3 separate regions of the Homo sapiens genome follow, and all the other regions are linked to region 1. A link is a loop called in an ENCODE intact Hi-C map of the cell type or tissue named here. Cell type or tissue: heart right ventricle. All regions are shown on one strand.

Region 1 (2,500 bases):
ACCCTGCTAATTTTTGTATTTTTAGTAGAGACTGGGTTTCTCCATGTTGCCCAGACTGGTCTTGAACTCCTGGGCTCAAGGGATCTGCCCACCTTGGCTTCCCAAAGTGTTGAGATTACAGGTGTGAGCCACTGTGCCCAGTGCCTTAAAGCTTTATAGAAAAAATAATGGCAGGCCGGGCACAGTGGCTCACACCTGTAATCCCAGCACTTTGGGAGGCCAAGGCAGGCAGGTCACCTGAGGTCAGGAGTTCGAGACCAGCCTCGCCAATGTGGAGAAACCCCGTCTCTACTAAAAATACAAAATTAGCCGGGTGTGGTGGCACATGCCTGTAATCCCAGCTACTCGGGAGGCTGAAGCAGGAGAATCACTTGAACCCGGGATGCGGAGGTTGCGGTAAGCCGAGATGGCGCCACTGCACTCCAGCCTGGGCAACAAGAATGAAACTCTGTCTCACAAAAAAAGAAAAGAAAAGAAAAGAAAAAATAATGGTCCGGAGCGGTGGCTCACACCTGTAATCCTAGCACTTTGGGAGGCCGAAGTGGGCAGATCACAAGATCAGGAGTTCGAGATCAGCCTGATCAACATGGTAAAACCCCGTCTCTACTAAAAATACAAAAATTAGCTGGATATGGTGGCAGGCCCCTGTAATCCCTGCTACTCGGGAGGCTGAGGCAGGAGAATCACTTGAACCTGGGAGGAGGAGCTGCAGTGAGCCGAGATCGCACCACTGCACTCCAGCCTGGGCAACGCAGTGAGACTCCGTCTTAAAAAAAAAGAAAGAAAGAAAGAAAAAAAATGTCTTAGGGCCCCTTTACAGAGAAAACATGCCACTCCAGCCTGTAGCTAAGCAGGTGTACCCCTGGTGGACAAGTGACTTACCCAGGACGATCACTGCCGAGGCCAGGATTTGGGAACATTCAAATGTAACTCGGTGGTTTCACATTTTACATGAAAGCATACTTCACGGTTTTAATTAGCAAGTGGAATAACTTCTACTTGCTCATGTTGTCAGCCCTACGTGTTGCCATCAACCACAGGGTAATTAGTGAGGGAAAGGATCAAGCGGCTTCTGTTGTGACAAAGAGTGCAGCATTTGTAGGTGATCCTTACCTAGGCTGGAAAATCGGGTACTTCCCTTGGTTGCCATTAGATGTCACTCGAGACAGGCAGGCATTTCCTCAGAGGTGGTTGTAGAACTAACTAACTGTAAAGGAATGCAGTCCTTTGGCTCCAAAAATGGATTCGACCTTGCTGCCCGGACTCGCCGCACTAGAAGTGCCAGGAAACGTTGTTTGATGGAGCGTGGAGGAAATATCCTGTTGCACCATATGTAATGGAAACCCTATTTCCCTGGAACCAAAACAGAATTCACGACCCAACAAGACTGCTCTCTCCCTCCCCCGCCAACCCCTAAATCTTTGTTAACCACAAGTTTCTTTTCTTTCTTTTTTTTTTGAGACCGAGTCTCGCTCTGTCACCCAGGCTGGAGTGCAGTGGCGCGATCTTGGCTCACCGTAAGCTCCGCCTCCTGGGTTCAAGCCATTCTCCTGCCTCAGCCTCCCGAGTAGCTGGGATTACAGGCGCCCACCACCACGCCCGGCTAATTTTTTTGTATTTTTAGTAGAGACGGGGTTTCACCGTTGTAGCCAGGATGGTCTTGATCTCCTGACCTCGTGATCCGCCGGCCTTGGCCTCCCAAAGTGCTGGGATTACATGCGTGAGCCACTGCGCCCGGCCAACCACAAGTTTCAATTCTTTGTGGTTACAAAAGAACAGAAATAATGTTTTCCCATTTACTTAATAAACTCAGAAGCTGCATTTTCTCTGCCTTCTATGAAACATATCTTCCCTTTCTACTAGACTCTTTTTTGGTTTTATGGCTCAAGGGCAGAAAGTTGTGGAATTTATTCTCTTTTCACTTCTAAAACATTTTCAGACTTAGATTGCTCAGTGGCAAAGTCTGATGTCTTCCTCTCTGGTTAGGATCCTGAATGTATGGACATTTTGTCTTAGGAGCAAAAATGAAATAATGCACACAGTGTGTTTAGCTCAGAGTCTAACCCTCAGCAAGCTCTTAAATGTAAGCTACAGCTGGGCACAGTGGCTCATGCCTGTAATCCCAGCACTTTGGGAGGAGGCCGAGGTGGGCGGATCACTTGAGGGCAGGAGTTCGAGACCAGCCTGGCCAACATGATGAAACCCTGTCTCTACTAAAAATACAAAAATTAGCCATGCGTGGTGGCAGGCACCTGTAATCCCAGCTACTTGGGAGGCTGAGGCAGGAGAATTGCTTGAACCCGGAAGGTGGAGATTGCAGTGAGCCGAGATTGCACCGTTGCACTACAGCCTGGGCAACAGAGCGAGACTCAGTCTCAAATGAAAAAAAAGTAAGCTACTACTACTACTGCTATTATTATTGTATGTCTGGATCATGACAGTAAGATAATTGCCAGTTAGAACCTAGAGGAACAAGATTGGTTGCAAGGATGCAAGCCTG
Region 2 (2,500 bases), 320 kb after region 1:
ACCTGGGCCAGCCCCACTCCACCACCATCATCATCAGGGACCCAGGTAGGCAGAGCCTGGGGGTCGGCTTAAGCAGGAGGAGAGGGAAGACTGGGGGGTCTCTCAACTAGGTCTGTCAGACTTAGCAAATCCAAACACAGGACGCCCAGGTAAATCTGAATTTCAGGTAAACAACATACACGTTGGTAGGATAAGTATGTCCCATGCAATATTTGGAACATACTTATCCTTTTTTTTGCAAAATGGGCTGGGTATACTGGCTCACACCTGTAATCCCAGCATTTTGGGAGGCCAAGGTGGGAGGATCACTTGAGCCCAGGAGTTCTAGACCAGCCTGGGCAACATAGTGAGACCTCGTCTCTACAAAAAATAAACAAATTAGCTTGGCATAGTGGTGTGCACCTGCAGTCCCAGCTATTCCGGAGACTGAGGTGGGAGGATCACTTGAGCCCAGGGGGTCTGGGCCGCAGCAAGCTGTGATCGCACCACTGCACAGCACCTGGGCCATGGAATGAGATCCTGTCCCCCAAGAAAAAATAATCTTGTTGTTTATCTGAAATTCAAATGTAACTAGGCATCCTGCATTTTATCTGGCAACCCTACAGCTAGAGAGGCTGTTGTCACCACACAATAGGAATTCTCCCATCAGACCCTGGCCCTTTGGCTTCAGCCTCAATTCCAACTAACATGCAGATGCTTGTGGAAGGAAGGAGTGGGCCAGTTAGTTCCTATCAGCCCTCAGCCTCCCAACTGGGAGAAAGCCTGCCAGGAAGATGGGAGAGGAGGGAGATACTCAGGGTACAGTGTGGAGATGGGGTGGGGAGCAAATGTTCTCATGTGGAATGTTCCCTGAGCTGCCAAGGGAGAAAGGGGCAGACCAACTCCCTCCCGCTTCTGTTCCTCCAGAGACCCTCCTGGGTCCTCCGCCAAGCTTGGCAGGATGCTCTATGTGGCAGCAATGGGGCACCACCAGGTCTCCAGAGACGCGGGTGGGCAGGTCTGAGTTGAATGCGCTGGGTAGAGCGCCCTGGGTGTTGAAGTGGGTCTCTGGCGCCCCCTGGTGGTGAAGGGGGATCTGAGTGGTTGCCCGGCCCCAACCTGACCCGTTAGATGAACTGGACCGGAGCTTCACGAGTCAGATGTTGTCATCACAGCCACCCCCTCACGGCGACCTGGGCGCCCCGCAGAACCCCAATGCTAAGGCCGCTGGGTCCAGGAAGATCCATTTCAACTGGCTGCCCCCTTCTGGCAAGCCAATGGGGTACAGGGTAAGGCGGGGGGCTGAGGGTCACGACAGGTGGATGGGCGGTCTGGCACCAGCACTCACAGAAGAGGTGGGCCGTCCAAGGCCAGGGCCCCCTGAGAGAGAGCAGACAGTGGAACCTAGCACAGGTGGTCAGAGGGAAACCCGGTCTGTGCTGGGAAAGAGGGAAGACCCATTCCTGAGTTTATCAGACATTTGCCCTCCTTCCTAGAATGGGGCCCCCTCCCACCCCCGCATGGGAGATACCCCCACCTGCTCTGCCCTAGTCCTGACGTGTGCACATGGCAGATCTCTCAGCCCCTCCCTCGGGCCTCATCTGTGCAAAGAGGACAGTAAGGGCAGAGGTCAGAGGAGGGACAGGCAGCTTGGGTGCCTGCTGCTCCCTGCTGACCAGGACCCCTGTCCCTGGGGGTAGGTAAAGTACTGGATTCAGGGTGACTCCGAATCCGAAGCCCACCTGCTCGACAGCAAGGTGCCCTCAGTGGAGCTCACCAACCTGTACCCGTATTGCGACTATGAGATGAAGGTGTGCGCCTACGGGGCTCAGGGCGAGGGACCCTACAGCTCCCTGGTGTCCTGCCGCACCCACCAGGAAGGTGAGGCCTCGCCATGTCTGTCCATTTGTCCCCTGGCTGCCCTGATGCCAGCATGCCCAGACCTCCCTCCCTCTGCCACTGACAGCACTCTTCCTGTATTCCCCGCTCCCTAGTGCCCAGCGAGCCAGGGCGTCTGGCCTTCAATGTCGTCTCCTCCACGGTGACCCAGCTGAGCTGGGCTGAGCCGGCTGAGACCAACGGTGAGATCACAGCCTACGAGGTCTGCTATGGCCTGGTCAACGATGACAACCGTAAGAACCAGATCCTTCTTTCCTGCCCACAGGGAGAACAGCCATGGAAGGGGAGGGGACAAAGCTGGAGGGAGCTCTTGGTCACTCCCTGGACCTGCTGTGCAGGGCACTCGAGGCCTTCATCCTGGTCAGCGGATAAGCCTGAGGCATCTTTAGGGTTTTGGCCAGATTTGGGCTGGGTTGCATTCTAAGACCAAACCCAGAAGGTTGCAGGGTGGGTGGTTACCTATGTGGAGTGAGGTCACAGGCCCAGGGGTACCCCTCCCCATGCAGGTAACCAGGGAGCTCACACGTGCATGGTTTTCTTAGGGTGAGAGGAAAGTTACCGGATTTAGCAAACAGAAATACAGGAGGTTCTGAATTTCAGATAGCACTTTAAAAGATTATTT
Region 3 (2,500 bases), 49 kb after region 1:
TTCAAAGCCCTCACCCCTGTCCCCGGTCCTCCAGCCCACAGTGGCCCTGCTGTGGCAGTGACAGCCTGGGTTCCTGCTGCTTGGGTGCAGGGCTCCCTTCTCCATTTGCTGAGGTGGGTAGTGTAGGAAGGGAGGCAGGGCCCAGAGAGGGCTGTGCTGGGGCCTGCACAGCACGTGGGCTAGTCCCTGTGTGCTGTTCTTTTTGGGGCCTGTCACATAGAAGGGACAGTGTTTGTGGACTTGTAGCTCCCACCCGAGCAGTGCCTCAGGGACAGGAGAGAGGGGACAGGAGTCTTTCTCTTTGGCTACAGCCAGATTGCAGAGCAGCAGCATCCTCACAGTGGCTGGCGTGGAAGCTGACCCCCACTGCCAACCTTTCCTTCTCTCCATGGAGTCTTCCTGTTCTTAACCTCTGGACTGCCCGGGCCCTCCCTTCTGTTCTCACTCAGCACTCTGTTTGGGGGCCGCACAGGGAGTTGCACTCATGAAAGGGAATGGGGAGGCTGGCTTGGGCTGCTGAGGCTCCTTCTTCCCTGCAGCTTGAGATGGTGTCGTCTAGGAAACGGAGGGCCCTGGAGAAACATGCTCAGGCTCCAGCTCACACTCTCCAGCTCTGGGACCTGTTAGGCTGTTTCCTCTCCCCTGGGGTGTGTAACCCCATTATAAGGATGGTTTTAGGCAGAGAAGTGTCCCATCCACTCCCCATGCCTCGGCCCCTGCTTCACCCAGGGTGCCTGTGCTGAGAGCATCCTGTATGTCAAACTCGCGGTCCCTGAATGATGCCTCTGGAGCCATGACTCACTCAGGCTCTGCCTGATGCTCTGGCATGTGCTGAGGCAGGAGCCCCAGGTATCTGGCCTCCTTTCTGCCTGGGGGATGCAGGGCCTGGGCATTCCCGGGCAGCCTCATGGGCCCAGCAGCACTTGGGCCGGTGTGTCTGAATGTATTGGGGCATCACCGGCTGCTGGCCCGGCTCTTCCCTGCATGGCTGTGAGGGTCTCCGTGCTACCTGGCAGGAAGGTGTTGGAGTCTTCAGAGGCCCTTTGGGCTGGCTCTTCCCTCCCTACTGGATCCTTCCTTCTGTCAGCTGCCTGGCCTTGGGCTTTGCCTTCCTAGAAGTCACTGCTCAAATCTTCTCAGCGGCCAGTCCATCCCGTCCCCCTCCACACAGGATGTGCTACTATTAATAACCCACAAGTCCCCTCTCCCCTCCTTCCTGCAGCTGTAACTATGGAAAGGGCTGTTGGCTTGGCTCCATGCTGGGGAGTTGCCGTGTGATTTGGGGACTTCTCATGGATGATGGGCTCACCCAGTGACTTGGGGACAAAGGACAGGTAGTTTGGGAAGAGAGCTGGGATTTGTGTGTCCCAGGGTTCCCCTTGATACTGGCAGTTGTCTTCAGGTTTCTGGGACAGGGGCAGTTTCTCCTCCATCTATCCCTCTGTCTGTCCATATCCTGGCTGCATGGTGCCCCTCAGCTAACCCCACTGTGGCCTCCTCTGAAGAACAGGCCAAGCTCCTGGATATCTGGCAGCGCGTTGGACAAACTTTCTCTTCTCAATGCTCCTGTTTCCTCCCTCCTTCTCTTTCCTCTTCTCCCCTCCCTCCCGCCCTTCCAGGGCTGCTGCCTCCTCCTCCCTCCCTGAATCTGCAGCGTGACTAGAAATAGGCTGAATTAATCAGCAGATTGAAGCTCTGCTCTGCTGCGCCTGATTCTGTGCAGCACCCGGCTTCTTGCTCACACACTCTCAGCTGTCTCCGTCTCTTCTCTCCTCTTCTCTCTCTCTCTCTTTTCACCCTCCCCGCTTTGAGGGAGGTGTTGGAAGTTCTTGCAGCTGACTGCTTGTGGCTCAGACTCTGGCCCATGCTCTTTAAGCAGGCAGAGCTATGGATGCCCCATCAGGGCAAAGGCAACAAAGTGAGTATGCTGGCAGGGCTTTTACGCTTCTCTTTAAAATGCTGTGTTCCCTGCTTTGTGTGGGAGTCTTCGGGTTAGCGGTTGCTGTGAGAGTCCTGAAGACAATGCAAAATGGGAGGCTGCTTGAATGAGCATGGGTAGCTGGGACCTGGGAAGGGGATTGGGAATGAGAGCCAGAAGGCCAGTGTGCCTGGGTAGCTGCCAGCCAGGTGCCCGAGTCACCCAGAGCAGGACTGGACCCAAGCCTCCCAGGGGATACCCTGCCAAGGCATGTGAGGACCTGGGTTTCCATGCACAGGTGACAGAAGCTCAGGGCCAGGATGCCATCCCTCCTCAGGGCCAATGAAGGCACTTTGAAGGCACAAGGAAGGACCATGTGGGGAACTAAGACAAGAGCCACCAGGGTGGGGAGGATTTTTTCCTAGGTCCTGGTGGCTACAGGAGGTGGGGAAGAATGTGGGTGAAAGTACTAAGGTCAGCATGAGCCAGGAAAAGGAGGAAGCAGCTCTGCTCAAGGCTCTGATTTGCCTGGCTGCAGACAGTCCATCTGTGTCTGGCCCAACTCAGAAGAGTGTATAGTGG

The links. A loop is a pair of places that touch in the nucleus more often than their neighbours do. Peaks named below come from ENCODE experiments on the same cell type or tissue, not always from the same donor. Only the 100,000 strongest peaks of a DNase experiment are listed, where the experiment ranks them.
Region 2: it touches region 1 in a loop (6-fold over the local background); 39 of 110 quality-filtered maps call a loop at or near these places.
Region 3: a loop joins it to region 1, with 2.0 times the contacts of the local background. A loop is called at or near these places in 19 of 110 quality-filtered maps.

Annotation. Positions count from the first base shown.
Region 1 is chr17:75,425,336-75,427,835 of GRCh38, forward strand. No RefSeq gene overlaps it. Among named protein-coding and RNA genes, the nearest start is that of MIR3678, 21 kb to the left of the region's middle. RefSeq lists an enhancer at 1,410-1,469. In heart right ventricle, a CTCF peak has its summit at 1,155 (motif pointing right); a DNase peak (open chromatin) is centred at 1,186; H3K4me3 peaks cover 447 bases; H3K27ac peaks cover 782 bases.
Region 2 is chr17:75,749,001-75,751,500 of GRCh38, forward strand. It overlaps ITGB4 (integrin subunit beta 4), which reads left to right. Exons shown (of 40, transcript NM_000213.5): 27 at 1-45; 28 at 1,111-1,268; 29 at 1,680-1,860; 30 at 1,974-2,111. It also overlaps a transcript of GALK1 not described here. Among named protein-coding and RNA genes, the nearest start is that of GALK1, 15 kb to the right of the region's middle. In heart right ventricle, CTCF peaks have their summits at 1,067 (motif pointing left) and 1,267 (motif pointing left); a DNase peak (open chromatin) is centred at 1,051.
Region 3 is chr17:75,474,826-75,477,325 of GRCh38, forward strand. All of the region lies in intron 2 of TMEM94 (transmembrane protein 94), which reads left to right. Among named protein-coding and RNA genes, the nearest start is that of TMEM94, 19 kb to the left of the region's middle. In heart right ventricle, no CTCF peak of the experiment used is centred here; a DNase peak (open chromatin) is centred at 1,226; H3K4me3 peaks cover 2,024 bases; H3K27ac peaks cover 2,500 bases.